Regions from separate parts of the Mus musculus genome. Here regions 2, 3, 4 and 5 are each linked to region 1. A link is a loop called in an ENCODE intact Hi-C map of the cell type or tissue named here. Cell type or tissue: left cerebral cortex. All regions are shown on one strand. Links, peaks and the distances in the headings refer to the core of each region. The heading gives the core; the rest is flanking DNA.

The links. A loop is a pair of places that touch in the nucleus more often than their neighbours do. Peaks named below come from ENCODE experiments on the same cell type or tissue, not always from the same donor. Only the 100,000 strongest peaks of a DNase experiment are listed, where the experiment ranks them.
Region 2: a loop joins it to region 1, with 2.4 times the contacts of the local background. A loop is called at or near these places in 2 of 42 quality-filtered maps.
Region 3: it touches region 1 in a loop (8-fold over the local background); 3 of 42 quality-filtered maps call a loop at or near these places.
Region 4: it touches region 1 in a loop (3.0-fold over the local background); 24 of 42 quality-filtered maps call a loop at or near these places.
Region 5: it touches region 1 in a loop (3-fold over the local background); 30 of 42 quality-filtered maps call a loop at or near these places.

Annotation. Positions count from the first base shown.
Region 1 is chr12:83,481,807-83,487,740 of GRCm38, reverse strand. Dpf3 (D4, zinc and double PHD fingers, family 3) reads left to right here and starts at 5. Exons shown (of 11, transcript NM_001267625.1): 1 at 5-64. The coding sequence starts at 33. In left cerebral cortex, for the core only: a CTCF peak has its summit at 2,667; DNase peaks (open chromatin) are centred at 631, 1,578 and 2,676; H3K4me3 peaks cover 2,097 bases; H3K27ac peaks cover 1,816 bases.
Region 2 is chr12:83,264,707-83,270,640 of GRCm38, reverse strand. The region is part of intron 8 of Dpf3 (D4, zinc and double PHD fingers, family 3); the gene reads left to right. It also overlaps the pseudogene Gm18872. Among named protein-coding and RNA genes, the nearest start is that of Gm51988, 110 kb to the right of the region's middle. In left cerebral cortex, for the core only: no CTCF peak of the experiment used is centred there; DNase peaks (open chromatin) are centred at 1,365, 1,943 and 3,365; H3K27ac peaks cover 657 bases.
Region 3 is chr12:83,165,438-83,171,371 of GRCm38, reverse strand. No RefSeq gene overlaps it. Among named protein-coding and RNA genes, the nearest start is that of Gm51988, 14 kb to the right of the region's middle. In left cerebral cortex, for the core only: no CTCF peak of the experiment used is centred there; DNase peaks (open chromatin) are centred at 1,963, 2,439, 2,858, 3,384 and 2 more places; H3K27ac peaks cover 2,149 bases.
Region 4 is chr12:83,122,930-83,128,863 of GRCm38, reverse strand. The region is part of intron 15 of Rgs6 (regulator of G-protein signaling 6); the gene reads right to left. It overlaps 1700030I03Rik (a long non-coding RNA gene), which reads right to left. Exons shown (of 2, transcript XR_872868.2): 1 at 5,911-5,934; 2 at 3,598-3,879. Among named protein-coding and RNA genes, the nearest start is that of 1700030I03Rik, 4.5 kb to the right of the region's middle. In left cerebral cortex, for the core only: no CTCF peak of the experiment used is centred there; a DNase peak (open chromatin) is centred at 3,366; H3K27ac peaks cover 547 bases.
Region 5 is chr12:83,112,036-83,117,969 of GRCm38, reverse strand. Rgs6 (regulator of G-protein signaling 6) reads right to left here. Exons shown (of 17, transcript NM_015812.4): 15 at 1,671-1,857. Among named protein-coding and RNA genes, the nearest start is that of 1700030I03Rik, 6.4 kb to the left of the region's middle. In left cerebral cortex, for the core only: CTCF peaks have their summits at 2,480 (motif pointing left) and 3,379; a DNase peak (open chromatin) is centred at 3,377.

The sequences.
Region 1 (5,934 bases), core at 359-5,358:
AGACAGACAATATTCTGTTACATTGTAGCAAAATGGCGACTGTCATTCACAACCCCCTGAAAGCGTAAGTAAGACTAAAAAATGTACATATTCCGCGTGGTTTCAATATGAAAAAAAGGCGCCTTGTGGAGCGCAGCCGGCGCCCGGCTCTCGCAGACACCTCCCGCTGCGCCCGGGCTCCTCTTTTCTTCCTGCTCTTACTTCTTCATCTTTTTTTTTCCTCCCAGCGCGCAGAAATGTCAGGAGATGCAATTAACAAAAAGAAAATTGTTACATTTGTGTTCTGCTTAATTGGCTGACCGGGACCGGGAGGGAACACAGAGCGGCGGCGCCGGCTCAGGAGCTGCGGGGGTCGTGAGCAGCCCGGGTCTTCACGGTTCTCGGAGTCCCCTGCCTCTCCCGGCGCCGCGCGGAGCTGGCTGAGGCTGGCCAGAGCGCGGGGTTGGCTGAGCCTGGCCGGAGCGCGGGGCAGAGACCGCGTCGTGCGCTCGGCTGAGCCCTGCACTCCAAGCCCGAACCTTCCCGGCCCCGCTGCTCGTCCACCCAGGCGGGCAGACGGACCGCAGCGGCTGCGGAGTTTTGCAGGGCGTTCGCTCTGCCTTCCGAGCTCTCGCAGGGAGTTTGTGTAAACCTTCCGGAGTTGGGAGGACAGCGCGCGGAGCGGCGGGTCCCGGGAGTCCTGGGGCCCAGGTGCTTGCCCCGGGCTTTTCCACTCCGGCAGCCGGGGATCAGGCAGGCGCTCCGGGCGGTCGCCGGTGTGTCTGTGTATTTGTAGGCTAACTGGCTCTAGTAAATTAACGATCCGGGTTAACTTGGGGTTGATATGGAGGCAGGGAAACTGCAGGTCTTATAAATGGTGTGCTTGCCTGCTCTGGGTGAAAAGCCGAGGCGGTGGAGGCGGCGGTGGAGGGCTCTGGCGACAGCGAGGGGCAGGTGCCTCCCGGAGACTTTGAGCGGACACAGGGGGGCGGGCTGCGCAAGGACTCGCGGGGGCCGGTTCCCGATCGGAGCTGCCTGCCCGCCGGTCTTCCTTCCTTCCTTCCTTCCTTCCTTCCTTCCTTCCTTCCTTCCTTCTTCCAGTCGGTGGACTGAATATGAAGCCGCAAGTCCGCGGGTGATCGCGGAGCCGGGGGTGGCCTCGGAAAACTAGTGTGGCTCTCAAGGGGCGCTATTGGCAGGCATGTTGGCAGAGGGTGGATCCTTGGGAATCGCGGCGCGGCGTGGGCACCCAGTGGGTGCCCGGTGTACTAGGACTTCCCCGCCCTGATGAAAGCCAGTGGGAGTCGGAGGGTGAGCGTGGGTGTTTAGTGCCAATTCTTCCCGGTGTGTGTCAGTGGTCGATCTTGGCTCTTTTAGCTGCGCGCTACAGCGTCCCTGGCTATGGGAGTCGAAAACACCGTTCGCTTTGGGGAGCAGCAGGGCGGCGGCGAGAGAGTGTGCGTGGGATTCCTAGTGCCAAGAAACCCGTAGGGAGAACCCGCTGCGTTTGCACCAGCCAACAACCAGGAATAGGGCAGGGATGTCCCAGATCTTGGAGTTTCCATGAGATATTGCTGTAAAGACGGAGGCTGAGCTTGATGCGAGTTCCTGGCTCCCGTTCTCGTTCGGAAGCTCAGCTACTTTGCACTCGCGACAGCGTCTCACCGAAGAGAGAAATTGTTTTATGGCAGAAGAAATGGGCGTAACTTCCCCGCTCCTCGCCGACTCCCGCCGCCACACCGCTGGGGCTGGGAGTTTCTCCAGAACCCACACACAGCTGATTTGCAATTTCCTCATTTCCAGCCGAAATCACGTAGCCGAGCTGATGCTGCTTGGTAAACTCAAGTCGGAGAGATCTATTTGCTATGTGTACAGGGTTCTTCATTGGCAAAGCGGCATCCTTGATGCCCGGGAGCGGGCTTACGCTCGGGCGCGCGCAGGAGCTCCACACTCCTGGGTCCCCCAGATCTTTCCACTTTTTTTTTTTTTTTCCACAGAAGAGTGCATGTATAAGAAATTGTGGGGGAGAAGGAACAGAGAAGCTAGAAGGTGGCCAATCAGTTAATAGAACTAGTTCAGATTTACACTTGTATCCCTTAATAATTGGAAATACTTGCCGTGGGATGCATTTGTAACTCCGTCTTGGCTCACGCACGCGGACGCTCACACAACACCCCTGTCTGCCTTTCCTCAGAGGAAGTCGAATGGTCACTTATAATTAGCCGCCCCCTTTTGCATCCAGTCCTCTTCCCCTGAGGGCTAAGGGTGTAAATAATAACCCCAATCGGTCAAGCTATTTGCACCCTGGACATTTTAAAAACTCCGCACGCAGGAGCACACACATCGTTACCGGGAGACTGAGGCCATCTGCTTTATTATTATTATTATAAAAACAACTTGTTTAATAAAACATCTTATACATGCCATTTGTTTCTAGAAGTTGCTGATCAGGAAACAAAACACACGTGAATAAATTATGCATGGGCCAAATTAGAACAAAGCATAGCAACCCAGCAAGCTGAAGGGATGGATGGGGGGGGGGCAGGGAGGAGGAGGAGTGAGGAGAATGGCTTGGAGAGCTTATGTGTTTATCCTTGTGTGCCCCTCCTGACAATGAACCGGAGCTCCAAACTGCATTAGCATTTTCTCCGGGTGCAAGCAGTCTTTCTCGTCTTAAAAAGGCAACATCACGGACGCCCCCTACAGAAGAAACTGGTCACACAAAGATTTCCTCTTGGGCCTGGGGATAAGCAGCAGTAGTTACGGTGTTGGGAAGAAGCCAGCTCGGGTTTCTTTCATGCCACCCTGTGTAGGGCTATGCCTTAGACTGTGGGTCACTTTTCATCTCGCTAGCTTTTTTTCCACGTGGGGCATTCAATTATTCAATTCGCTGGATGACTGGATGGCTCAACTTGAATTTCTTTGCTTTGCGTGGGTTGGGGGTGTCTTCTGTAAGGTCCCAAGCGCCTGAAAACAGCCTTTCTTGGTAGTTTGCCTTTCTTCCTGGCTGTCTTTGATCTCCCCTCAACTCCCCTTTTCTTCCTGGTTGCTCTCACCCCTTTATCTCCGAAGCTGACAGTCTGGCTTCTCCATTTTAGCCTTTAACTTCTTGTTACTGCCCAACAGGGTGTTAGAGGCAGAAACAGGAGCTGCCAGGCCAGATTCGATCAGACAGGGACTCTGCAGGTGGCCCTACAGCCAAGCAGTCACATCTGGACAAATAGAATTCAGAGGCACTGACGGACATGTGTGATGTGTAAATGTGAGTTGCCTGCTATTTAAATTAGCAGCTACACTGTCTGAGTGCAGACTGTTGGAGTCATCCTAAACTCCTGTGTACACAGAAAGTGAACAGGGATAGATTTGATAAAGGCACACGTATAAGTTACATGTTGTGTACTTGTCAATTTCTGTATACTTGGTAAATAAAATGCCTAAAATTTAAAAAATTACCTATCTTAGGTGGCATGGTGGCACATGCTTTTAATCCTAGCACTCAGGAGGCTGAATTTGTGTCCAGCCTAGTCTACATAGTGAGTTCTGGGCAGCTAGAGCTACATAGAGAGGACCTATTTAAAAAAAAAAAAGTTACTATTTGATGTGTGTGTGTCTTGAGCAGGTGAGGTGCTGGAGTGTGTGTGTGTGTGTGTGTGTGTGTGTGTGTGTATGTGTTGTTAGAGGACATTTCGAATGGGTTCTTTCCTTCCACTATGTGTGGTCTGGAGATTGAACTCTGCTCAGACTTAAAGCAGACACTCTTACTTGCTGAGCCATCTCTCCTGCCCTATAATGTTTTTTATTGTAAGATCTCAGTATACCAGTTTAGGTCGCTCACCTTCCCCCGTGTCTGCCAACAGCACTCTAAGCTGCATGATCTCTCAGTAACTTATCGAAACTCTGCTTGTAGCACTTAGCTGGGAATGCCTGCCACCTTCTGCCAGACTCGATCATGTACATAAGTATCTATTTTTATAACTCCAGGCTCAGAGACTAATAAATGCTATTATCACTTAATTATTCTAGTTAGGGCTGTAATACTTTAATTGTTTGGTTATAAACAATGAGAAAATCAAACTATTTACTCACGCTTGTCACTATGATTCCTTGTACACAGTTTCATCAAAACTCTTACTTTGTAAAGAGTCACTCTAGCTTGGAGGCACTTGTTGATATCTTTGCCTTAGTATTAAGGACATAACTCTAAGAGAAAGAAATGTTTACTTGTTCAATATTCAACACGGCTCATGTGTATGGATGGCGTGGTCAGGTCTTTATCTCTCTGTCCACTCTTTGATGTGGATGTGTGTTCTATCTAAAGTGGTTCGGGGCACGTGAAGGTTAAAAGCCAGACCTTACTCTTGCTGAGGCAGCCAGTTTAATTATCAGTGAGGAAGGGCCAGGGGCCCACATTCCTGGTCCTAATCTTGTCTTGGCTATTTTAGTTGGGGAAGGGGCAGTGAGTAGAGACTAAGTGGAGAACAGTGGGGCTGGGGCTTTGTGGAGTTGCAGCCTTTTATGGACATTATTTTAGTCCTTGATGGAAAAGGACCCTTGAAGCCAACAGATGCATGACCACTACCATCTCTCTCTGTTCCAGTTATCAGTGTTAAAATCAGTGTTAAGTTGGGGCTGGCGAGATGGCTCAGTGGTTAAGAGTGCCGACTGTTCTTCCGAAGGTCCTGAGTTCAAATCCCAGCAAACACATGGTGGCTCACAGCCATCCCTAAAATCAGTGTTAAAACAGGGATGTGGGGGACAGGGGAGTTAAAAAGCACTGGCGATTCTTCTGGAGGACCCTAGTTTGGTTCCCAGCACCCACATAGAGCATCTCACAACTACCCCTATTAGCTCGAGGGATTTGACATCCCTTTTTGGCTTCTGCAGGAACACACACACACACATACACACATGGATAAAGTGAATCCTTATTAATTAATTAATTTACCTTTTGGTTTTTAGAGACAGGGTTTCTCTGTATAGCCTTGGCTGCCCTGGAGCTCATTCTATAGACCAGGCTGGCCTCGAACTCACTGATCTACCTGCCTTTGACTCCCTGAGTGCTGGCATTAAAGGCATACATCAAAGTCTGACAGAATAAAATAAGTCTTTAAAAAAAGCCCTAAAGTCTCCAAACTTCATTAGCACACATTATTTTTTATTTTTATTATATTTTAATAGCTATTGTTTTGAGATGTCCATATCCATAAGGGAAGTCAATTTCTGTCAGAATCCAAAGGGGAGGCATTGTCTCAGGGTGAACCCTTGAAAACTGTCCAGTCTGCAGACCCCCCTGGGGGCGGTATCCCAGACCCATCAAGGCAACGGGGATTCCATGGTGGTTGACCTGGAGAGTTTACATCTTCCGTGGAGTCTTTGGAAGCATGCAGGGAGTTGAATTTAGATTTGTCAACAAAATGCTGTAATATGTCTACATCCCCTCAGATCATCGCCAAGCATAAGGCACAGTCATCATGTTTTGTGTTGAGCACATAACCCAGAAAAGATAGAAACTGAGACTGACACCCACCTTTCAAAGTGTAGCCCTGTTGGTGGAAGCTGGGTCATAAAAAGGTCCCAGGATCCAGGGGTCCTGTTTATTATACCAACCTCAGCAAAGTAACTTTTGCGGTTTTTGAGTATTTTCAAAGTCATTGGAAGGCAGAAATGTAGCCAAATGTGGCAAACCTCAGGCCAAAAAAAAAAAAAAAAAAAAAATCCCACAGGCGCATATATATATATATATATATATATATATATATATATATATATATGTTACTGTGCTGCCATTCTCCAACAGCAGTCTTATATAAGCATGAGCCTATTTTAAATAGTCTTTAAGTATGATGGTATTTAGCAAGGAAGGACAAAGAGTGGCCTGGGGTAGGGAGGTGAGGATGGCTGAGTGGATCAAACTACCGTGTGGCCCAGAGCTGACTGTTTAAGTGCAGACGAGCC
Region 2 (5,934 bases), core at 280-5,279, 220 kb after region 1:
CTGGAATAGTTAAAACAGTTTATACAGGTGGCATTAGCCCATGGGGTGGGCTGCTGAGGCAGATGGGTAAATACATGTCCAGGGCCTCCTCAAGGTCCTTCCAGAGGATTGTATGAATTGATTTCCCCTGCTCAGCTTACCCACTGCCTCTGGGTCCTGGGAGAAAATGTCTTGTCTGACCCTTGCATGGAAGGGACCATCACTATGGTATTGGGTTCCAATAGAGTATGAAAAGAATTTAACTTTTATAGGTTTTAGGACACTGTATTCATTAGGGTTTTTAAAGCTCATTGTCACCTTTCAGTGTGTCTTGAGTTCATATGGACAGGGTGAACCCTTTGGAGTAGCTAAGACATGGACACATTTAGTGGCCATGGTGTGAGATTGCAAACATTTCCTGCAGGGTTAAAGGAAGCAGGGAGTTCTGAGCTACCAGCAGACTTAGCCAACTGCTCTTTGCTTTTGGTACACGTGAACTACATACATGGCGTCAGGGGGCAATGGGAAGAGCTGTCAAAGAATGGGATTAGAAGCGGGTCCAAATAAAAATAAAATGGACGAGGGCTTAACCACTTTGAATGGGTTATCTGACAGTAATACCTTGGTAAAGCTGACTGTCAAAGTGACGGACGAACATTGTTCAAACAAACACCAACTGAAACTACAAAGAAATGCCAGCAAGGCTTTAAAAGCGCCAAGTGAAAGCACTGTGTGGGGCAGGGCTGAGTGAGTGTGTGCCTTTGTACAAGCAAACCTAAGGAGGGATTGTGCGTGTATTTGGACACATGTATCATGGTCGGGATGAGGCCTTTTCTGGGAAGTGGAATCTTCCTGGAAATGTCTGCTTTGTCCTAAATCCCTGTCATCAGGTGATGTACCCGGTTAGTCCCCTTTGGTCTAACACTGGCTTATTATCTTGCTGTTAGGAATAACACTGTAATGACATAATGAGAATATTAATGATGCTGTCTGTTGCTTAACCCATGTGCTGATATATTCATCATACATGTCAGCTCATTTGGGAGGAGAAGGCAGGAAGGAGAAGGAGGCAGCGGCCGCAGCACGTACCACGGAGGACTTATTCGGTTCCACGTCAGAAAGTGACACCTCAACTTTCTACGGCTTTGATGAGGACGATTTGGAAGAGCCTCGCTCCTGTCGAGGACGCCGCAGTGGCCGGGGTTCACCCACAGCAGATAAAAAGGGCAGCTGCTGAGCACATGGGACAGACTGTGTGGCCAATTAGCCACCCCTCCCCCTGACTCTGGTCATTGTTCTAGTTCTGATATATATTTTTAAATGAAAGACAACTTGGGCATTTCCCTTAATCCTTGCCTTTTCCTTCTGCCTCCCACGTGTCCCTCCCTCTCCTAGCTTCCTTCTATTTTGGGTACAACAGAAGCACACACTACTGAGAACCAGGGAAGAGCAGGATGAGAGTCCTCTGGGGAGCCATGGCATCATGGCGGGCTCTTATGGACTCTTATCCCTAGAAGTAGGAGAAATTAAGAGGATTTTCTGTCACTGGGGGAGGGCATCTTTTTGATGTGAGCAGAGTTGATTTCCTGTTTTCAAGAGAAGAGGAACATGAGGTTTGAAAACAAATAACATTAACAATATTTATTTATAAATAACTATTATTAGATGCAGATGAGGAGAGAGAGAGAGAGAGAGAGAGAGAGAGAGAGAGGAGAGAGAGAGAGAGAATGGCCACTGGGTATGTGTGTGTGGAGAACTTCTTCAATGGGAGTTGGTGACTCCACAGAGCAGACTCCTCCCCATGTCTCCTCCACAACCTTTCCATCTTCCTGCTTGTGTGAAATGGCAACCATCCCAGAGAAGCCTGGGGCCAGTTACAGCTGGCCTCCTTCCAGCGCTGGCCCAGAGCAGCAGTGGCCGCTTCCCTCGGCCCCTTTTCTCTTCCCTTGTTGCTGGGTTTCCCTCACTTTCCTCCTGGCAAAGATCAGCTTCTGAAACACAGAACGGAATGTCAGCAAATCACAGACAGGCTCAGCTCTGACAGAGCAACCGAGGCCGGCGCTCCTGGAAGGAAGAGTGATACTACACACTGTATCTCCCCTCCCTCTGCCCCGGTGTAAGAACATGTAGCCGCCCATTGGACGAGAACGTCTTCCAGATTTCTTCTACTTGTTATAGTGCCTGCCAGGCACTTTGTTTTATCTTTCCAATAGCATTTCCTGAAATAAACCAAAGCAACACTTGGTCCGAGGCCTCAGGGATAGAGAAGACTGTCCTCTTCACTGACAGTCCCTGAGAACAGGACAGCTGCGAGACCCTGCAGAAACAGGTATGTCCTGGCTGAACTGTCTCACAACGAGTGCAAAACCATCATAATTTTTTTCCTCCTTTTTTTTTCTTTTTTTATTTCTTTCCTTTGGTTTGTCTAAGCTTGCTCTTTTGTGTTTCTGGGTTCCCCCTTTGTGGTGCTGGGGTGGTGAATGAGAATCTGCCCTGTTGTGCATGCTGGGCCTAGGTGCTGGGCTGATGATGGCTTGGGGGGGCGAGGGAAGGGGCTCTATATAGAATGGCAAGCTTTTTGACTTCTGGCTTCTGGCTTTTGGCTTTAACTGCAAGAGAGAGTGGCTGGGGAAATGCTTGGCTGCCTTTTCCCGTGGTTAACTGTGGAAGTGAAGTCTGTTGGCCTGGGTAGGAATAAAAGAGGCAGAGACCATGTACTGCATGCCTAGGGTGGTCTTTTGGGCTCTGAGGACCTGTTTTACAGCCAAGGGACCTAGTCTAAATCAAAGATCTCTGGGCTGGCAAGATGGCTTATTGGGCAAGGGTGCTTGCAGCTAAGCTTAATATCCTGAATTTGACCTGTGGTATCCCTAAGGTGGAAGGAAAGAACTGACTCTTGTAAGTTGTCTTCTGATTTCCATGTGTACACCCTGGTGTGTGTGTACACATACAGACACATGGGAGTATTCATGAGCACAGGCACACATACACCCACCAAACAAACAATAACCACATGAAAGACCTCTGACCAACATTCACCTGGACTGTTGAAGATTCTGAATTCTCACAAAGTATGGCCAGGGCAGTGTGCTTCCATTAGCACACATTCCAAGGTCCTTCTGGTCGCCTAGTCATCTGATTGCTTGTAAGTATCAGAGGAGATTGGTTCCTACAGTCCACATTTTGTTGGTCTCCCTGAATTACATCACTCATAAACTAACAAGCTAACTCAGCAAAAGGAAAGGCATACAGACACACCTAAAAATGGAAGCTTTTGAGTGTTCCTAGTAGCCCAAGACAAAGGACCATCTTCCTCTTCTGTTTCATAAGAAGCAGGATAAGCTGATTCGAATGTTTGCTCTCAGTTTTGTGAGGTTGAACATGACACTGCCACCCACTTTGGGGAAGTTCTGCTGAATCTACATATGTTCTTCTTCCTAAGGAATGGTGCATAGGCCTCCCATGTGGTACTGTTCCCGCATGCGCACATGCAGCAACTCAGTAGGGTTCTGTCCTTCTGCTACTTTCAGCTCTGTACTTCCTTCCTTTGATTCAGATATTGGGTTCATAGAGTTATGACTCTCACTGATGAAATGTCATCTTCCAGGTCAATAAAAAGGATATTCAGTCTACACAACCATTTGAAGTCTTGTCTAGTTGTTCATGATCCTGGAATTATCAGTGATAATTTGACTTTGAACTTGGGATGTTTTAAAACCCATGTGATTAGAACAAATTAAACACACACACACACTTTAGGAGTCTAACTTGTGCTTCTAATAAAGAACCAATAGTTTACTAACAAGGCTAACTCCCAGGACATTATCTGATTGTCTGATTTACATCACTAGTTTAGTTTGCCTTTCAGTTTCTCTTGTTAGGCATAGCAGCTGCCATCCTCCATCCACCCAGCAAAAGTGATGCCGTGCTGCTGCCTCACATTGTTTGAGCATCACAACTCATTTCCTTACTGCACCAGCATCTATAAACAGACTCAGAATTCATATTCTTTAAGGAAAACTCAAGGAACTGGATGGAACATGGAAGATGACCAGATTCCCACCTTTCAGTCAAGGAAAAGTCAACTTGGAGAGGTTCGCTCACTTGAGTGAGTGGAACAGAAGTCGGTTTCGGGGTGGGGGCATGTCTTAAAGCAGAGGGATAGTGCTTCGGAGAGAACGCAATAGGAGGGGGCAGCTAGCTGTCCTGGAAGACTTGATGGTGTTGAAATTAGGTCTTTATGCCCCTGCTCCAGAGAACAGAATCAACGTGTGTACTAGGCTCTGTTTTGAGTGCTTTCCTTAGAGTAGTTCATTTGACTTCTATCCCGAGATAAATGCTTGCATGACCCCAGGTTATGGGTGAAGAGGCAGAGGCCTAGAAATGCGGTTGAATGCACCTAAGTACCACACATAGTAAGGAACCAGGTCTCGACACCCAGCAACCTGATTCTCGAACCCACTGCTGGCCCTCTGTTCTCTCTCTCAAATCGGCCATTGTTAAGAAACATGTATTATACGGTGTAGACTTCATCAGTTCCTGATGTACTAAAGGATACCTGTAACGAATGTGTCTTTAAAAGCCAGCCTCTTCAAAAGCAATTTCAGCCACCTAAAAGCAAGTGACTAGATTTCATTGAAGAGAATTCTAATTCTGATCAAGGTTGTAGAGAATATTGCAGGTAACTATTCTACCTAAACTGTAATTTTTAGACAGAGTCTGGGTACCTCACAGGGACAGGAAGCCTTTCCTTGTGACCTCATGGACCATAGGAGTGGTATGAGCTACTAGAAGGTTTGGGTTTAGAATCACTATGAACATTTTGGAATAAAAAGGAACTCGCAATCACCTATGGAAGGACATGCCCAGAATGCTTCAGAAATGTCACCTTGTTTTTCTCAGTACCAGCCCCAGCGTGGGAGAAGCAAAGGTACAGAACTCTGTGCCAGTTCAAATCCTCTGGGGGAAAATCAAGGCTGTAAAGGTAACTGGTATAATAGGTTGGCTATCTGATGCTTGTAGCAACCCTAATCTAAGGTGTCATTTTCTGTCCCGAAGACTGAGGGGATCAGAGAGTAAGCTCACCACAGCACCGGGAATGAGGAATATGCATTTAATTTCTAAAGGTACTTTAAAGTCAGCAATCCAATTTACTGCTGGCATTTTAGAGAGGGGGATTTAATAAAAAACAGGACCGTCACATCAATAGCATCCGTTTGTCTTCCTGCTTGCTTTGTGTGTCTCTGTGCACCTAATGGGTTGGCACTTGATATTGCCTCTATACAGCACTTGAGGGAACAAGAGATCATCGTGTGGGGAGAGAACTAAAGGCTGTTTGGAGGTTCTTACTTCATGGTGGAATAAAATTAATTAATTTTTATTCCAATATGCCTCCTGTTATGGCTGATGAATATGATCTTGGACATGTACTTAAACTTTGAGCAGACTCATGCATCGGGAATTTTTCCATGGGGGATTTTGCTTGGTCTTCAGGAGTGAGGTTGCTTATGTTGTGGGTTTCCGTGTGAGTTTCTTGTTGTGAGCACTGTTTTAGTTTCTCTGTGCCCCAGATGTGGAAGTTTCTTTTTATTTTGATACAGGACCAACATTTACTGATTTCTAACTCTGGAAAAATCCTCGTAAGTTGAGTCACATGTCAAGCATCTCCTCTTTACTGGTGAGGAAACTTGGTTCTATCAGCTTAGATAATTAGTCTACAATTCCAAGGTCAATAAGTTCTGGTTGGCTGGATCTACTTATTTTTAATTTTCTTAAACTCAGTCTATAGTGGCTTACTTGCAGGTCGTGTGTTTGAAGATATCATGAATGGAATTAGTAAAGGACTTCCTATCTTCATTGGAGTTGAGGAGAGTAGTCAGTTTAAAACAAAACCAGCCTATTTAGGCTAGTGGTTCTCAGCCTATGGGTTGTGACCCCTTTAGGAGTCATATAAAA
Region 3 (5,934 bases), core at 279-5,278, 320 kb after region 1:
CCAACCTCCACTTCTGCCTGCCTGTTCCACTGCCGTGTAGACACCCCCATAGTCACACCTGGACTCCTCAAAATTGCTGATTCCTGAACAAGTAGACTCTGAAATGTGCTTTCCGGGCCCGCCCTCCGTCCCTCCCTCATTCCCCCCTCTGCTGTTCCTGCACACCTACCAATCTGCTGCCCCTGGTCCTCCAGTCTCACCCTAACGGCTTAGGACAGGCTTAGAATACTGCCTCTCCACAGCACCTCCCCCAGTCTGATTCCTTTGAAATCTTCAGCTCCCACGTTTCCCCTCCAAGCCAGGACCATAGAGTTGCTGTAGGGCTTCCCATTCTCCCGCGGCCTCCTGCAGGCTTGTGCCTCTCTGTGCCCTCACTGCTAAGCCCTCTTCTGAATCTCTCATTGGTCCCTGGCTCTGACCTTTCAACTCTAAGTCCACTCCAGTCCTGCACACAGGGCTTCCATCACGAGGTCCTCTTCTGATTGATGCCTAATAGCCAGGTGTTTTTGTTTGTTTTGTTTTTTTAACCTGTTCTTCATATCTTCTGCCCAGTGTGCATTTTATTTATGTCTCTGGCTCATGTCATGACAGGTTGGCTACATATTGATGCCTTCCACTAGAAGGCGTGGCCTTTGTGGACAAGAACCATTTTTTTACTCAACTCTGCCAGCACAACACCTGCCCTATGACCAATCTTGATAAATATTGCAACCTTTGTGTGTGTGTGTGTGTGTGTGTGTGTGTATGGGAAGCATATGTATGTGTGTGCTCAGAAGGTAGCCTTGGGTCTCATTTCTCAGACACCATCTGCCTTGTTTTTGGTGTAGGGTGTCTCATTGGCCTGAAGTTTGCCAAATAGGCTCTCTAGTTGACCAGAGAGCTCCAACAATCCACCCATTTCTGCCTTTCCAGTGCTGGGATTACAAGTCTGGGATTACTATGCCTGGCTCCCTCCCCCCCCCCCCCGCACCCCCTCTCCCCCCCACACACAAAGGCTCTAGGAATCAAACTCAGGTCTCCAGGCTTGCAAGGCATGTGCTCTACTGACTAAGCTATCTCCCTAGCCCAGATATTATATTTTTAAACTTCCTAGGACATGCCTTCCGTCAGGCATTCCCCTGGGTCACTGTCAGGGAAGCTGCAAAGCCCGACCTCATCTCTCCCTAAGGTTTTCCAGGGGAAAGATTCCCTCAGAGCTCTCTCATTAGTTTGTCCTTTCTCCTTTGTGGTGCCAGAAGCTAGATGGTCACTCCTAGTCTGCCGCACAGGAGGCAGGCTGTGATGGGGAGGGGGGGTGTATAGGAGCGGTAGGAGGAGGCACCAGGGACCAGAGAATATCACAGAACGCTGTGTGAACTGGCAGCAGCAGTTCTGTGGGCTCACCAGCTGGCATGATGGGGGGGGAGGGGGGAGAGAGCCAGAGGGAAAGTTCATGTTTTTCTGCCCAAAGCTGAGAATTAGGAGGGCAGCCAGTGGTCTCCGGGCTGACGGCTTGGGAGGGAGACGTGTCAAGGTCACCTCTGCTTTGTGCCTGACCGAAGGGAGGCATTATGGATGTTGTGTGTGTTCATGTGTGGGTGTTGCAAGCCACTGGGCACGTCTAGATAGCTAATAGTGTGCTTCCACGGCAGAGCGAGGGGAAGATCCACTAATCCGATTTGTAATTTATCTCTTGGGTTGATCCCAGTGTTTCCTTTTGTTTCTGACTTGATGCATTTATCTGAGGGCTCAGCGAGTTCACCTTGGCAAAGTCTTGCATGAATAGAAGCATTTAACTTAACAGATAAGCACATAGCTCATAGTCCTGTGTGTGTGTGTGTGTGTGTGTGTGTGTGTGTGTGTGTGTGTGTGCATATGTGCATGCAGCTGCTTTAACCCTTAAATGAGGGACTTCCTCTCAGGAGGGGAACACAGGATCAGCTTCTGAGTTCTTGCTTTTGTGAAGGCAGTAGACACAGAGAGCCAGCTCGGGTGGGGAGAGGCCTCGGAGCTGGTTCCCGCTAGAAGATTCTGGAGACAGTCAGTCAGTCAGCTCACAGACTAAGGTTTTCTTTATTCCAGGCAGGTTGGGGAAGTGGTGGAGAAGAGACAGCTCTGGGCTTCTCACCTTCTCAGAGTCATATCGTTCCCAAGCACAAAGAACTTAGGCAGCGTTGACTCCTACCTTCCTAGGCATCAAATTTACCCAAGAATGTTTATCAAAGAGGCAGGTTTCTTGAGTCCTCTCAGGCCTCCTGCTTTGCTGGGGTTGAACATCACCCAGGGAAGCTGCTACCTCCTCAGCTGCCTAAGGATGCACGGCTAACAGTGCTGGCCCAAGGCTAGGAAGAAGTCTTCTGGCTCCCATCTGGATGTCCCCCCACACAGCCCAAGTGTCCTGGGGCTTACAGCTTTGGGAAACAACACGGCTCAGACTGGATACCAGAGAGTGTTGAAAACACCTTTATCTGAAGATCTCACGAATCCATTTAATTACATTAGTTCCTACTAAGAGTGTGTAAGGGCTTTAATTTCCAGAGTGGGTCAAGTCAGCAGAAATGGATCACTCACCCTGGGATGACCTGGTACTTTCCAACCCTGCTTTTGGCACTGTGCAGGGTTTCAAAGCCTTCTGTGGATACCTTACTCCACTCTCCTTACTGACCAGCCCTGCTCCTGATGACTTAGAATAGTCGGGTTGGATTTCTTTCCATTCTTTCTCTCTCTCTGTGTGTCTGTCTGTCTCTGTCTGTGTGTGTGTGTGTGTGTCTGTCTGTCTGTCCCTCGCCCTTTTCTCCTCCCTCTCTTTGTTCTTTCATTCTCTCTTATTTTTTTTTCTAACAGCTTTCCAGGCACATGAGTCAGCATATAACCCACTCACTTAAAACACATGCCAGTGCTTTCAAATCTGTCTCTGGAGCCGTGCAGACATCGCTACAACCAACTTCACAACACTTTTATCACTCCCCCAAAGAAACTCCATATCCACTAGCAACGGATATTTGTCTTCAGCTCCTCATCATCCTCCTTACTCCTGGACGACAGTTAGTCTTCATTCTGTCTCTACAGATTTGTCTCTTCTGGACAGTCTATGTCCGTGGAACCATACAGGACAGAGCTCTGTGTCCAGCTTCTTTCGCTTAGCGTCATATCTCCAGGCTGGTCACGACGTCGTTTTATGTGCATTGTATCACATACTAGTTCTTCATTATATTTTTACTGCCAAACAATATCTCACCTCACGGACATAACACATCTTGTTTCCCAGTTGCCAGATGTGGGTTATTTCTAGCTTAGGTTTATTAGCAGTCACACAGCTCCAAACAGAAGTGTTTTACATTTCTGTATGTTTTCATTTCTCCTGGGTGTAATAACTAGGGGTAGAGTGGCTGAGTCATGTATTGACTCTAGGCTTAAACTTTTAAGAAAGTGCCAGGCTTTTTTTGAAGATGATTCAGCCTTTCATACACCGTCTCTGCCATTTACATCTCTGTATTGTAGGAGAGTTTCAATTTCCCCACAGACACCTGTTATTATCTGTCTTCTTTGATATTGCTAGCCCAGTGGGTGTTAAACTGTATTTCATTCTGGTTTCGATTTGCATTTCCCCCGTGGTGCACAGTGTTGGGGGGTTTCTATGCCTCCTGTCCATTCCCGTGTCTCCTTTGGAGAACTCCCCACAGCACTTCCGCCCATCTTTTAGCTGCACCCTATCTCTTTTATTACTGACTTTCAAGAGTTCTATCTTTGTCCTAGATGTATCTGTCAGTTACATGACTGTCAAATTTGCCCCAGTCTGGGGGTGTCTTTTCGCTTCGTTGATGGTAGCCTTTGAAACAAAACAGCTTGTAATTTTGATGAAGTCCAGTTTCCTTGTTGTTTGTGTTTGTTTTGGTTTGGTTTTTCTCATTAGTCCTTTGTGTCGGGGTGGGGGTGGGAGCATCATAGCTAAGACCTCACAAATTCACAGGTCACATAGGCCTTCTCTATTGTTCTGAGAGTTTCACAGCTGAGCCTTTTGATCTCTTTAAGCTGATTTCTGACTATGGTGTAAGATGGGGACACGGGGTCGCTCCTCATCTTCTATTTAATTTGATTTGCCTGACACCGTTTGTTGAGAAGGTCATTGTTTCTCCCATTGAACTGTTGCAGAACATTCCTTGGCAAAAGTTGACTGTGCGTGTGTGGGTTTACTTCTAGGCCCTCAACTCTCTTCCTTAGACATTTCTTTACCCAGCATTGTTACACCGTCCTGAGTACTACTTGTATCTAGGTCATAAGTTTTGAAATGATGTCTTTCTACTTTCTGTGCATATCTGGAAGAACACACTCTAAAGGGGCTGGAATGTGACTGGAGAAGAAAACCTGACAACATGGCAGAGGACCCTGGGAGGTCTTACAGACTGGGAACTGGGGAATGCCATTAAAAAAAAAAAAAAAAAAAAGATGTACATGAGTACACTGTCACTATCTTCAGACACACCAGAAGAGGGCATCAGATCCCATTACAGATGGTCATGAGCCACCATGTGGTTGCTGGGAATTGAACTCAGGACCTCTGCAGGAGCTGCCAGTGATCTTCACTGCTGAGCCATCACTCCAGCCCCTAGGAATGTCATTTTTATGCCCTGTGTAACATTTGTGTAAGCCACTCAGGCTGTTTTCCGTTTTGTGGCCAGTGGGCTCTGAGCTAGTTGACTGTGGAAGGAGTTTTTGATTCTAATATTGTGGAGCAGTCAGTGGAAGTCTCAGCTTGTTTAGGCCAATTCTACCCCATGACTTAGAATGCGTATATGAGTGTATGTGTGTGAGCTCTTGTTTGTGTATGTGTGTGTGTGTGTGTGGGGGGGGGGGGTTATGGTGCATGCAGATGTGGGTCACAGTGCTGTGATCATAGGACAATACTGGGTGTCAGCTTTTTACCTTTCCGTCCTGTGTGAGACAGAGCTTCTTTATGCTGTGTAAGCCTGCCTCTGCCTCCCACCTCTCTGTGGGAATGTGCTGGGTTTATAGACACGTGTGCTGCTCTGTCCTCTTACACACACACACACACACACACACACACACACACACACACACACACCACTCCAAAATACCTCTGAGGTCTCTCTCAGTGCTGACCTACACAGATTCTCCCTGATGTGTGGTTACACATGATGAGGATTCTAGGTTATACTGTCGTGCCAGGGAGCTACGAGGACCTTGAAGACTACCAGGGTCATGTCTGAAGGGCTCAAGCTCTTAGTAGTCCAACATGGGGCCTCAGCAAGGGCCAATGACCATGGTGGCTCTCAATGCATGGATATAGTTACATTTGCAGGTTCACAATGCAGCTACAAAAAATAAAGCTGTTATTTAGAACACCTGAATTCTGCGCTCTGTGAGAGACCTTCAGTGGCTTGGCCTGGTTCTCAGAGCCTTACCTCTTTACCTGCTTGGCTCGTTCACAGGCTCTGTGACAACACTTTGCTGCCAGCCCTCTGTCATCACTGTTATTCCACGTCCATCGTTTGGAGAAGGTGTAGGGAACTGTGGAGTTTTGGGGGAAGAGTCCGCCCATCCAGACGGACCAAACTGTAGCTGCAGTATCCTTCTCAGCGAAGCACCTTTGCCTACACGAACACAGAACCACTACCAAAAAAATTAAGAGCGAGACTAACTCCACTAGGGGAAACCTCACCACTAAGCCACCACTCCCTTACACGGCACCCTGCACTCTGTGGTGCCTTGTTGCTCTATCAGATGAATAAAGCATGTGTTCTCTGCAGGCTTCGTACTCTGCGGGGCCTGCGGGGCCTGGGATCCCATGCTTTCTCAGACAGGGGCTTGACGGCTTCAGGAGGTTAACAAGATGGCTTTGGGCTGAGGAGGCTGAGAGGCTGAGAGGCTGAGAGGCTGAGAGGCTTGGGTGTAGTGAGGTCTTGTGCTCAAAGGTTTGCTCCTCCAGCTCCTCTC
Region 4 (5,934 bases), core at 668-5,667, 360 kb after region 1:
ATCTGGCAGAGCAGGCAGGACATCCCAGGGCAAGCAGCCTGCAGTGACTCATTCTCCAGGGCACGCATCAGTGTGTGTTCAGGGAAAAGCAGAAACACTGCTATTACCTTCCCTAAGTGGTCAGCTACGAAGTCATATACCCAGGTAAGGACTGTTTGGGGGAAAGTAGTCAGTGAGAGCAGACTGGCTGGAAGGGGGTGTTCCCACCAGTCCTGCTGCTCACTGTTGATTGACATCACGATGCCTCAAATCACCCTACATGGACACACACACACACACACACACACACACACACACACACACACACACACGGTGGGGTGGGGTGGGGGGTTGGGGGACAAGAGTGTTCCTATCATTCAGGTCTGACAAAAGCAGGCCTTTGACACTCTGGAGATCTCCCAGGCCCCCAATGGGGGGCCATGGCTCCAGGTTCTTTCTGGACGGAACCTGGCTTTCCCACAGGCTAGGGATTCGGTGACTCCCTTGTCCTGTTCCTCCTCCCCAAGACAAAGAAATGTTGCCTTTGATGTCAGGAAAGCGTGTTCCTTCCAGTTTTGTCTAGGAAACACAAAGACAGTAAACAGGGGGTGGGTGAACCCAGAGCTGAGATTTTTCTGGGAATGAGAATTAAGATCAGACTCGGGGTCTCTGGCCATTTCCCAAATGCAATGAGTTTATCACCGCCAGGGACAGCAAGTGTCCAAAGCTCTTGGCAGTGACCTCTGCTGATTTATGAGGGTTTCTGGTGTGTTTGCACCATTCTGCCGACAACTGGTCCTAAGGGAAATGTATATCTAGCATCCGCAAACTACAAGGGAACCACTGGAGAGCCCAGCCAAGTCCTGGGTGAAGAAACAGGGCTCGAGAAAAAGCCTGTTCCTTTCTTCTTTTGCCTTCCCTTGTCTTCTCATCTTGCCCTGACTTTCCTTCCTTCTCTTCTGCTTATCAACTACCTGCCCCTCCCCCATCTCCCTCTATATATTATGGAGATGAAGGCTGACCACAAAAAGGCAGAGCCACATGGCCATACCTGCCCCCCAGACAGCTCCAGGAGGGACAACAAGAATGGCTCTATCTATATTAAGAAACCACAATTTTAGGACCTAAACCACACAGATGTCTTCGCCACACACTTTCCAGTGGTAGGAAGGACTTGAACCCCTTTAGTGGTTGACAGTGCTCAGAGATGTCCCTCTGCTGACACACATCTCCTTCCTTGTCCCTTCCTGGCCCTGGCTGCTCTGCCAATGGGTCCTCTGCTTGCCTGGGATACTGAGACAGAAGCAGGAAGGCTGGCAAAGGGTCAGCAAGGGTCTAGGAAACACAAGAGCTGGGGTAAGCAAGCAATACATGCTGTCTCCTGACCACACCTGCTCCGAATCAATATTTTGCTGTGAGAGCCCTCATTTGGAAACATCCTTTGTTTTTTAGACAAAACACTGGGACTCTGAGGAGAGGTGTGTGTGTAGGTGGGTGGGGAGGTAGTCAGATGAGTGTCCAAGGCCTTGGGCTCAAAGCATACCGGAGTAGCTGAACCTCTTAAGAATACTGTCCTATCTTCTTCTGAGCTGCAGCCTCCTAAAACAGCACAGACCTCACCTCCCAGCAGAAGAGCATCTTTCTGGAGTGGAAACCACTCGGTTGGAATGTGCATAGCGGCCAAGAGCCCTCCTTGTGATTTTTCAAGTGTCCTATTTTTCTTTCTGCAGGTGCACGTGCCCCATTGTGACCCTCCATTCCTATAATAGCCATACTTGGGGAGCTGTCAGGTCCCTCGAAGGAAAATGAGGGGCAGGATGCGATGTGTATAGGGGGCAGGGGAGGGGGAACTGGGCCCAGAGCCAAAGGCTTGGATTCAAGTCCCCACTTGGCCCGCTTCTAGCCCCGTCAATCATACTTCCAGTGCAGAAGCAGAGGAGAAGCACTGCAAAATGATTATACACGCCAAGTAATAATGATAAACTTGTGGTGCGATTGCGAGTGTAGGAGGCGGTGTGGCAGAGACAGAAGGTAGAGGGAGGATTCCAGAGAAAAGGAGAGGCTTGGAGCAAAGGGGACCGGGGGACAGAGTTTAGCCACACTTAGTCGTGAAATAGAGGTTAAATAGCCCCATTTTACAGACAAGACTACTGACACTATACCAGGTGGGATGTCTCACGCAGGGATAAAGCCATCATTTGAACCCATAGGCCGTGCTCCACCCATCTTCATGGGCTGATCTTCAAAGGCTTTTGTCTTTTCACTGGCTGGAAGTTGGGTTCAAAGGGGCCCAGTGTCTCTAGGCTAAGATGCAGTGTGCTCCTCTATGAGTAGGTGAAGGGGTGTGAGAGGGTTGGGGAGGAGTGGAAGAGGGGTGGGCCTTCCTCCTCAAGTCTTAAAGTCTGAGTCATCCTAATGTTGGGTATAGTCACTTCTCACCATTCCCTTCTGAGAGCCATCCATCATCACCGTGGTTAGCAACGGCCATAGCAAAGGCCCAGGCTCAGGCATGTAAGAGCAGGTCACAGACAACGCACCTCTGAGGTGCCAGTCTGGATTTCTGGAGACTCATCTTTAACCAGAGATCTTTAAGCTTTAGGCATGGCCAGATGAAGCCTAAGGAAAATTAGATCTTTTCAGTATGGGTCCAATAGGACAGAACATGCTGTGGTGGGAAGGTCAGGACGTGGATCACAGCTCAGTGTCTGCTCAGCAAGCGAGGAGGAGAGGAGCCTTGGTGACGGACAGTGAGGAGCAGAGACTGGTCAGGCCAGCTTTGTAGCTGTCCTTTGGATTCTTGCAGTACTGGGGACTGAACCCTGGTCCTCCCATGTGCCTTCTAGGCCAGTTCTCCAGCAGTTAGCTACATCTTTAGTCCCAGGGATGCAGCTTTGAATGACGGTTTTAAGACCATGTGGATCTGAAATGACAAGATCCGTTTGGATTTCTTGGGCTGTCTAACAGACCCCAGGGTCCCTTGTTTCCACATCAGAGATCATTCAAAAGTCATATATGAGTCTGAGAGAAAATGATCCATTGCCTTTACCCTGCCTGGCATCGCACAGATACAACTCAACTGCCCAGAGGCACAGGATTTTAATGCTGTTCTATGCCTGCTCTGAGATAAGAGTAACAAACATAGCTTCAAATATTCCCTTCCACCTCCCTGAATGTTAGTCGCACAGAAGAAAACTGTTTTTCCTTCCCTCTTTAAGGGTTTGGTACTTAGAAATCTATGCAGAGAATAAACAACAAAGACATTCTGGAGTTTAACTCTTTGCTTTCTTCTCTCCAGGAACGCCTGGTAATAAACAGAACTGGCTCACACACAACTGATTTGTTCTTTGCGAATTCATCCCTCCCTCTGCTGTTTGTCTCCCTAAAAATAACACCACCCACAGAATACAGTGAGTAACCTCTGAAGCAAGCTGTGGTGGGAATCCTCAGTAAAGACAGTGACAGTGTGGCACACAGTGGACAAGGAAGTAGGCCTACAATGCCACTTGGATATCACCGTAACAAAGATGGACAGCCTCGCCTAGGCTAAGAGGACTTCTTGGGAAACCTTATTCCCCAACACTTTGGCTTTTAAACAAAACAAAGGCAAGACAGCTTGCATTCCTTCATCACACTGATCTTAAACATCTACATTTCCATAGTCATAGACACTTTGGCTAGAGGCTTCCAGTCTGCTCAAGACGGGTGTAGTTCAGATGGTATCTTTCATCACCCAGGTCTCATTCTGGTCTTAAAGTCTTCAACCATTCCAGGAATGGATGGGGACTGCAGAGAGATTCGGTCAATTAGATTGAGGGCTCTTTCCAAGACGGGATCTGCCTATACAGCTGCTGATTTCTAGCACCTCAAACATCTGGCGCATAGTGAATATTCCAAGTTTCGCTGAAATTAAAATTAGAAACATAATTCAGCTGGTCCTTATTGATTACTATGGTTGCTTCCCCAAAGCTCTTTGAAGTTTAAAGCTAAGAGACAAATTGTACCCTCTGCTTTACTGTGATAGGCAAAGCTAAGAGTATTACAATTCAAGAACATTGGTTGGTTGGTTTGTCTGCTTGCTGTCCCTGGTCAGTCCAGAACTTGCTCTGTATGTCAGACTGGTCTCAGACTTGAAGTGATTTTTTTTCTTCTTTTTTTTACATTTTTTCCCTCTGATAATAGGGAGAAGCCACTGTGCCTAGCATGACAGCTGCTTTTGAAATACTTGAACTTGACACAGAGCGGTATCCTAGTGCTGTTAGGCACTTATAAAAGGAAAAGAAAAATCCTGTTCCTAGACACTCCAGCTACAGGGCAGAGGTGAGAGCCTCAGCATTACACATAGGTCAGGGCAGCAGTGGAGCTTGGACAGCTAAGAAGGCAAGGTAGGAAATACGTGCTATAAAGCCTACAGGGAAGGCTGCTCTGCTCCATTCAACTGTCAATCCACTTGATGGACAGATTTCCACACCAACTCGATCTCAGTGACTGGTTTGTTCCATTTGTAAAGAACGATGCAGTTTGAGGCCAGCTCTGTCTTAAGGCTGTGAGCCACTCAGACCTCCTGTTTCCTGTTTAATTTCATCATAGGGGTCATCCCACAGAGGTCAAGGTTTCCCAACTCAAATGGAGGATGGATGGTCACAAAATCAATACATGGTGACTAGACAAATAAATGATCTAATGACCTAGAGACACTGTGCTTGGGCCATCCTGGGCTACTCTGAGCTTTAAAACCAAGCTACATGGACATTGGACTTGGTCACTGGACTTCTGTTATCTTTCAGAGCCTGCAGAGGCTCACAGAAGAAACAAAGGGAACCTTAGCTTTGTATCGTCCTCTGACTTATCTTCTTCCAGACCTGCTGGCAATGTGCTAAGAGCAGTCCCCACCATTCAGACCTCCGTCCAACGCCAGCCTTCTGATCACAACATGATTTACCCTTTCCAGTGTTTTCCTGGACGAGAGCTCTAGGGTAAGCATGCTCAAGTCCTGTCGCTGGACACCCAAGGACCCCCCCCCCATTTTGGTTTCTTTGTTTTATTAAAACGGGGTACCATTATATAGGCCAGGCCAGGCTAAAACTCACTACATATCTCAGGCTGACTTCAAACTCGTGTCGGCCTTTCTGCTCAGCCTTCCAAGTGCAGTGACTGTAGGCATGAACCATGCAGCTTGCTTCTGGCCATTACACGATTTTCCTGCCAGAGCAATGCTGTTGACAGAATTGCTTTGTTTATTTGAGACAGTGTGCAGCTGAAGCTGGCCTTGAACTCACAGAAAACCACCTGCCTCTACCTCCCCAGTGTTGGAATTAGAGGACTGAGCCAGTGTGCCTCCTGGGGATTACTTATTTGATCTTATCTTAGATTTATAAGGCCCCAAGGAATACTCAAATCATTATTATTTGTGAGGTCACACTTGCAAATCTACAGCACTTTTAATCTTTTTAAAAGAATTTCCAAAGCTTTTTAGCTCATCTGATTTTTCTAAAATCCAACTTAATAGGCTGTGGAGAGACAGCATCTTCATTTTAGAGATGAGGAGGCTGAGGTATAAGAGACAAGGACCTTGCCCAAGACCTCAGTGCAAGTGAAGAACAGTGTAGGTTCACTGATGCCCTATAGTTGAGAGCAGAGAAACCCAGCCCTTAAAAACAGCCCATAGACCATCACACACTCCACTCTCCAATCTATAAAATAGGAACAACACAGAAAACAGCTGAGGGCTTCAGCCACAGCCCACAGGCCTTTATGGAAGGTTTGATCTCAGCTCAATTTGTCAAAAGAGCCAAATGCATCAGCGAACGCTGGACCCATGCTGGTAGAGTGCCCTGTGAAACCCTCCCAGGAAGCAAGCACGAGGAATAAGCCTTACTCTACCGAGTGTGGTCAAATGAAAAACAAAACCGGAGCTGCGACACTCAAGCCTACCTCTCTTCACTCAGCCTGATAGCC
Region 5 (5,934 bases), core at 311-5,310, 370 kb after region 1:
AAAGGGTACTGTCTTAACTGGTCAGCAGGTAAAAGTGTAGGCGGGGACACAGCAAAGAGGAGATTGGTCACATACTCATGGCCCTTGAGGTTGGATATTGAGGTTCATAAAGGTTTGTGTTTTTGTTCTTTCCCCTCATTTATGTTCAAGAGTTTCCATGAGGAAATGCTAGAGCAAGCCTTCCCTGGTGAAACACTTGGGGTGTCACAGAGACTGGGCACATCATGGCTTGGCCAGTGTCTCTTTCTGAGGTTTCATAACCTTATAACTTCATCATCATGTGTTTCAGGCCATCTGCACAGGGCTTCCTCAAAGAGCTTCTCCACACCCCCCCCCCCCCCGCCTATGGAGTCACATCAATATTGTCCTCAAGAGCATATACAAAGATATGGCGGGGGGCGGGGGGAAGAGTCCTTGTGATTTAAGGATTTTACTCCAAAGCTACCAAGACCACGAGGGCCTCATGATGTCATTGGGTGAAGACTGAGTCAAATCTGCCCAACATGGGCACTCGTGCCTGTTAGTGGACACCAAGATGGGGGAGAAAAGGTGTGGGTGAGGAGCTGTTTTCAGACTGAAGTCTTGAGCGAGTGACAAGGGACACTGGTCATGGCCTTATGTCACTGTTTGCATGGGTATAGCAGTGTAGACTATCCTAAATAGGATGGTAGTGGCAGGGCAAGCCACTCGAACTCTCTGTGTATAGCATCTGTAAGCATCTTGACAGGGCCCTGCAGGGTCGAATTCATCCTGTGGTCTCCATTTAACACCAGAGCTCACACCTTTGGGGTCTTTTCCCACGGCTGAAATGGCCTACTGATTTGTCTGTCTCTCTCACCTGGGTCTTGCTGAAGACAAGGGCTTTCATCTGTTCTTTGTGGTATCTCACCTTTATTCAGGGCCTGGAATATAGACACCCAGAAAACACTGCCTGGGGACAGTCACCATGGAAGCAGTGCAAAGTGTGGGCATCACAGCTGGACAGGGGTGGACTTGATTCTTGACCTGGCCAGCTCCCAATTCCCACTTTAACGGTGTCATGTTATTGTTTTCAGCCTATCTAGTAGAGGGGTTTAGATTTTGTAAAATTCTGTAAATCACTTTTCTTTTTCTCTAGAAAAGATAAGACAGATACAAATGGTCCCACAATATATAGCCGTTTGACTTACAGTACCCTGAAGTTACAACGGTGCATAAGCAATGGGCACTCAATAGATTTCAGATCTGGATCTTTCTCCAACTAGTGCTGCTTGGTATGATCCTCTTTCTAGACACTGGATAGTGAGTGAGCTGAAGCTCCCAGTTAGCCTGTGCTCCTGAGGAAAAGGGCAGATCCCTGACCGTGTTCTGAAAATGATAAGCTTTGACGTGCGTAGTGAGTACATTTTACTAAACTAGTTCAACTCACGGTGGGTTTCCCAGGGTGCAGTTCCACTTAGCATCCTAACTTGAAGAACTATAAATTTCTGTATCTGTGTAGTAATGTAACCTAACAAGAAGATCTTGGGATTTCACTGTACACTTACCTGGCACAGTTTCTACTGACTGACTTATAAATAGTGAAAGCTGATGGTCAAACTACTCATAAAACCTCTGATTTGTATTAAAGGATCGAGTTGTAAAGTGATTAAGGAATGCCCTATGACAATAATTTGGGTCAATGAGCAAACCTGGGCATCTTCAAATGTGTATCTCCCTCCATCTTTGACATTCTGACTGGTTATCTCATAGCTGTGAGAATCCAAGTTGATTGCACTTGGGGCTCCGGGAGCTAGAAACTCTTGCCAGATTTCCTCCACCCTCTTGGCCACGTCCTGTAGAGGTTGCTTCTTGAGATCTTGGACAGACAGCCAGAACCTGGAGCGCAAGCAGAAACACAGTCAGTTCTATTTGGACACTGCTAGAGACGGTTCCAGAGCTGATGCTGTGTGTCCCCTGCCTGTCTTGACGCCACATGTGAGTTCCACAGGACTGCTAAAAGTACAGAGAGTACTGATGGGGACAGAATAAAAGTACACATAAGAAGATGTGAGCTTCTGGGGACTGGCAAGATGTCCTCTTCCCTCTGAGTAAAGAATTCTCAACTCCAGCACAATAGCCATTCAGGCTGGGGGATTCCTCTTTGGTATAGAGGGGCTGTCTCATAGATAGAACACCAAGTCCCAAGCCCCTCCCCACGGCCTACTAGGTATCAGCAGCATCTTTTAAGCTACGACAACTAGCAAATATCTCCAGAGATTACCAAGTGTTCCAGAAATAAAAACTCTGCTTGGTTGAAACATCAACTCTTCTTCATGCAGATCTCTACACAACGTGAGCCCTGCTGTCAAATCTGGCTGGGGCCACTTAGGGACACCAAAATAGGAAAAAGAGATTAAAGCGTCTACTTAGCAGTTAAAAGCACTTGCCGCTTTTCTAGAGCACCTGGGTTCTGTTCCCAGCGTCCACACTGGCCAGCTCACAATTCCTTGTGACTAGTTTTAGGGAATCCAATTCCCTCTTCTGGCCTCCACAGGTACTGTAGGCATGTGGTGTGCATATAAACAGGTAGGTATCTACACACACACACACACACACACACACACACACACACACACACACACACACGAATAAAATAAAATAAAAAAATTAAAAGGAACATGTCCCAAAAGCATGCAGAACCCTGAATTTATAAAAGACATTTTGTCTAGAATGAGCCAGCCACTCATGTTAGAGAGCAACAAGGGGTGGAGGTGGAGGGGGGAGGTAGGGCAGGTATTCACATCAGTTCTCAATATGGTGCCGGGCACCTAGTAGGTCCTCAATAAACAGTTTAGAGGGGATATGTCAGACATAAAGCTGGAGAGGCATCTCTACCAAAAGATTCTTTAGGGAGTATGAGAGAAAAGTACCCACCCTTACTTCCACTTGCCTCCCCAGAATCTCTCAGCTATGGACAGAGCCCCATATGAACACGTTCCATTGAGAGCTTTAGTCAAGTGAGTTAAAGCAACCCCAGCACCCCCTGCTCCAGGATTCTCCAAGGCATTATCTCAGTGGCACCCAGGGCTGGAGGGCACACCCTCCCCTGCAAAGGGGACAGGCCTGTGTCCTCAGTGAGACAGTGAAGGATCCACTGCTGTGCCGAGTGTACAGTGCACAGCCACAGGCAATAGAACACAGACATGAGTGTGTGTGTGTGTGTGTGTGTGTGTGTGTGTGTGTGGGTGTGGGTGAACTCAGATGAGCCATAAGGCAGAAAGGCCATTCAATCTGCCGTTAAATTCCACCCAAAGAAAGATGTACTTGCTTATTCATAGTATTAAATATTTTTATTCTTAAAAAGGAGTTGCGTGTTTTTCTGCAGCTCACAGATGTGTGGCCCAAAGGTGTCACCCAGTGGCAGACCTAAGTAATGCAGCCCCATTTCCACTAGGAACGTTGGGACATTGTGCTTGATTCCAGGCTATCTCCAACTTTCCCAGTTTGCCCTTTAGGAATCTAATGATCTCTTTAAAGAAACCCCCCCCCCAAACCTGAAGAGCCAAGAAGGCAAAGAAGAAAAGAACACCCCTCTATCAAGAAAACAGGGAAGTCAGTTCTGTTCTCAGCCTGGCTCTGTAGCTGTCTGGAATTGTACTGTTCCAGGTAGACTTTGATCATCTGGGAAATGGGTACAAAGTGGGTGAAGGAAGAGGGACCCTGGATGATTTCCCAGCCACACTTAACTCTGGAATGCTTCCAGGCACCTGGGTGGGAGCCAAGGAACAAGCAAGCGGCAGGCCAGTCACCCTGGGATCACCACCTCCCACCCTGAGATTTTAGGATTTCAACTCCCACCCTGAGTGGTGTTTGGGGATAAAAGCTGCCTGGCCTCGAAGATGCTCTTTTCATCTCCTGCCTTTCAGCCCTCCTTGGATCTCATCTACCTCCAGGGAGAGAAGTCGCAGAGCTTTATGGTACCTACTGGGTCAATAAAGGAGCATGGAATGGCCTCTGGGCCAAGTCTCTGGCTGAGGACAGCCTTCTGGGTCATATTTCTCCCTGTGCCTGTGGGGCTTCCGTGACTTCTCGCACAAATAGTTGGTCCATGGGTGATTTTTTTGTTTGTTTGCTTCCTCCATCAGTGTCACTTGGGAGGTCACCTTCTACCATCTGTCCCTTGCTAATCTAGTCTGCTGTGTAGGAAGCCATGGAGACCCCATGGGAAGGCCCTGAGAATATCTGAAGCTTCTAGGCTCTGTAGACCCCTGTGGTTTCAGGGGGCTTCAGGATGCCTTTTGCAGAAGGACGAGAGAGGCACTGTATGGCACATCCTTCCCAGAGTATACAGAAGGAGCAGAGAGGATGTCAAAGCAAACTTCAGAATCAAATCAAATATATTTTTACATTGAAATCAAAAGATTTCTTCCATCAGTTCAAGTTGAGAATTTTCGCTTTATCAAAACACAAGGAAAAACAGCAGGCATGTCACAGGAGAGGGAGAAGGGGAAGTGGGGGGAGGAGGGAGAAAGGGATGGGGGAGGGCACAGAGTGTATAAGAGTGACATTCCCTGGACAGCTTTCTCTTTCTGTGTACATAGGACTCAGCCCAGCCTTCTGTCTGTCTTGGAGATGACCTACCTTGTCTCTCCTAGGTGACAGCAAAAATGTTGTCACAACAGCATCCTGACATCTCTTATGTGTTTACCATCTTGGCTTAGAGGAACCTTTGTGATGATTTGAAATGCAGAACAGGCTGTGGTTTGTGCTTGCCTTCTTCTTGCCTTGCCAGTCTGAGCTGAACTGGGAGCTCAGGCCAACCCCCTCCCTGCCCTCCCATTGCCAAAGAGCCACAAAAGCTTCCTTCTGTGTATCCTCTGTGGATGGGTGGCCCATTGAGGATAGAGAAATGGCTGCTCTTATCAAAAGCCTGCAGGTACCGCTCCGTTGAGGAAGCGGTTAGTTGTCAAATGCCAGCCGCTCCATCAAATGCAACCATCCTGCACTAAGCCCTCGGCTGGAAGCAGAGAGCCTTAGGGACTGGCAGGGCTTGGTGGCTCCAGGGTGTGTGGAGACCACCTGCCTTGCCTCTCCCCTAGCCACTGCCAATTGTCAGAGCAGAGAGAGGTGGTGCTGTGCTGGCATTTGATCTGTGTTCGTGACTTAGAAATGAATGCAGGAGAGGAAACTGGTCTTGGGAGAGGGCAGCTTGCTCCAAACGCACTAGGGTAAAACATCTGGGGTCCATGGAACTGGAGGATGGTCCAGGACTGCCTCACTTGCTCCCTTTCTCCCTAGATGCTGACAAGCAATGGGGGTTTTCTCTTCCAGACTGGCTAGCGCACAAGAAGCCATGCGCCATCGATCATTTACCATTCCATCAGGAGGTCTGTACATCTCCGCACTTACCAGCTTACCTGCCTTTTCACTAGCTAGAATGTTCAGAGGCTATACAACACAGCCCTGAGCTTGCTCCCAGAGAAAAAGTGAACTCCTTGGCAGAAGGATGTGTTTCTGTGCCCTCTGCTGGTCACTGGGTGACTCAGAACAATGGACAAAAAAAAAGAGCTTTTTGTCTGGTTGGGATGCGGGGTTGCCCCCATGAACAACTAGCATGAACAGTGCCCAAGCTGAGCTTGGCACAGGACAGGAGCCACTGCTGAAGTTAGCCACAGCCTTTCAGGAGTCACTCTCTTCTGACTTGTCATCTGTTTGGTTATTGTGGGATCCCCACTGGCCCTAATGAAACTTCTGGGGTCTTCCTAGGGCTTGGGGCAACTGCTGAAGCTATGGCTGGAGATGGAGCTCTTGAGGCAAAACCTGGCACCCCCCTGTGCTTGCTTTAATTGCTTCTTCCCTCAGCTGACACCGTGTGGAAGTAGGGCCATCAATCTGCAGGTTAGAAGAACAACTCTGCCCTCTCAGGAGATGTTACAGCTCATAAAAAATGTAGGGGGACGCTCTTTGTTGCAG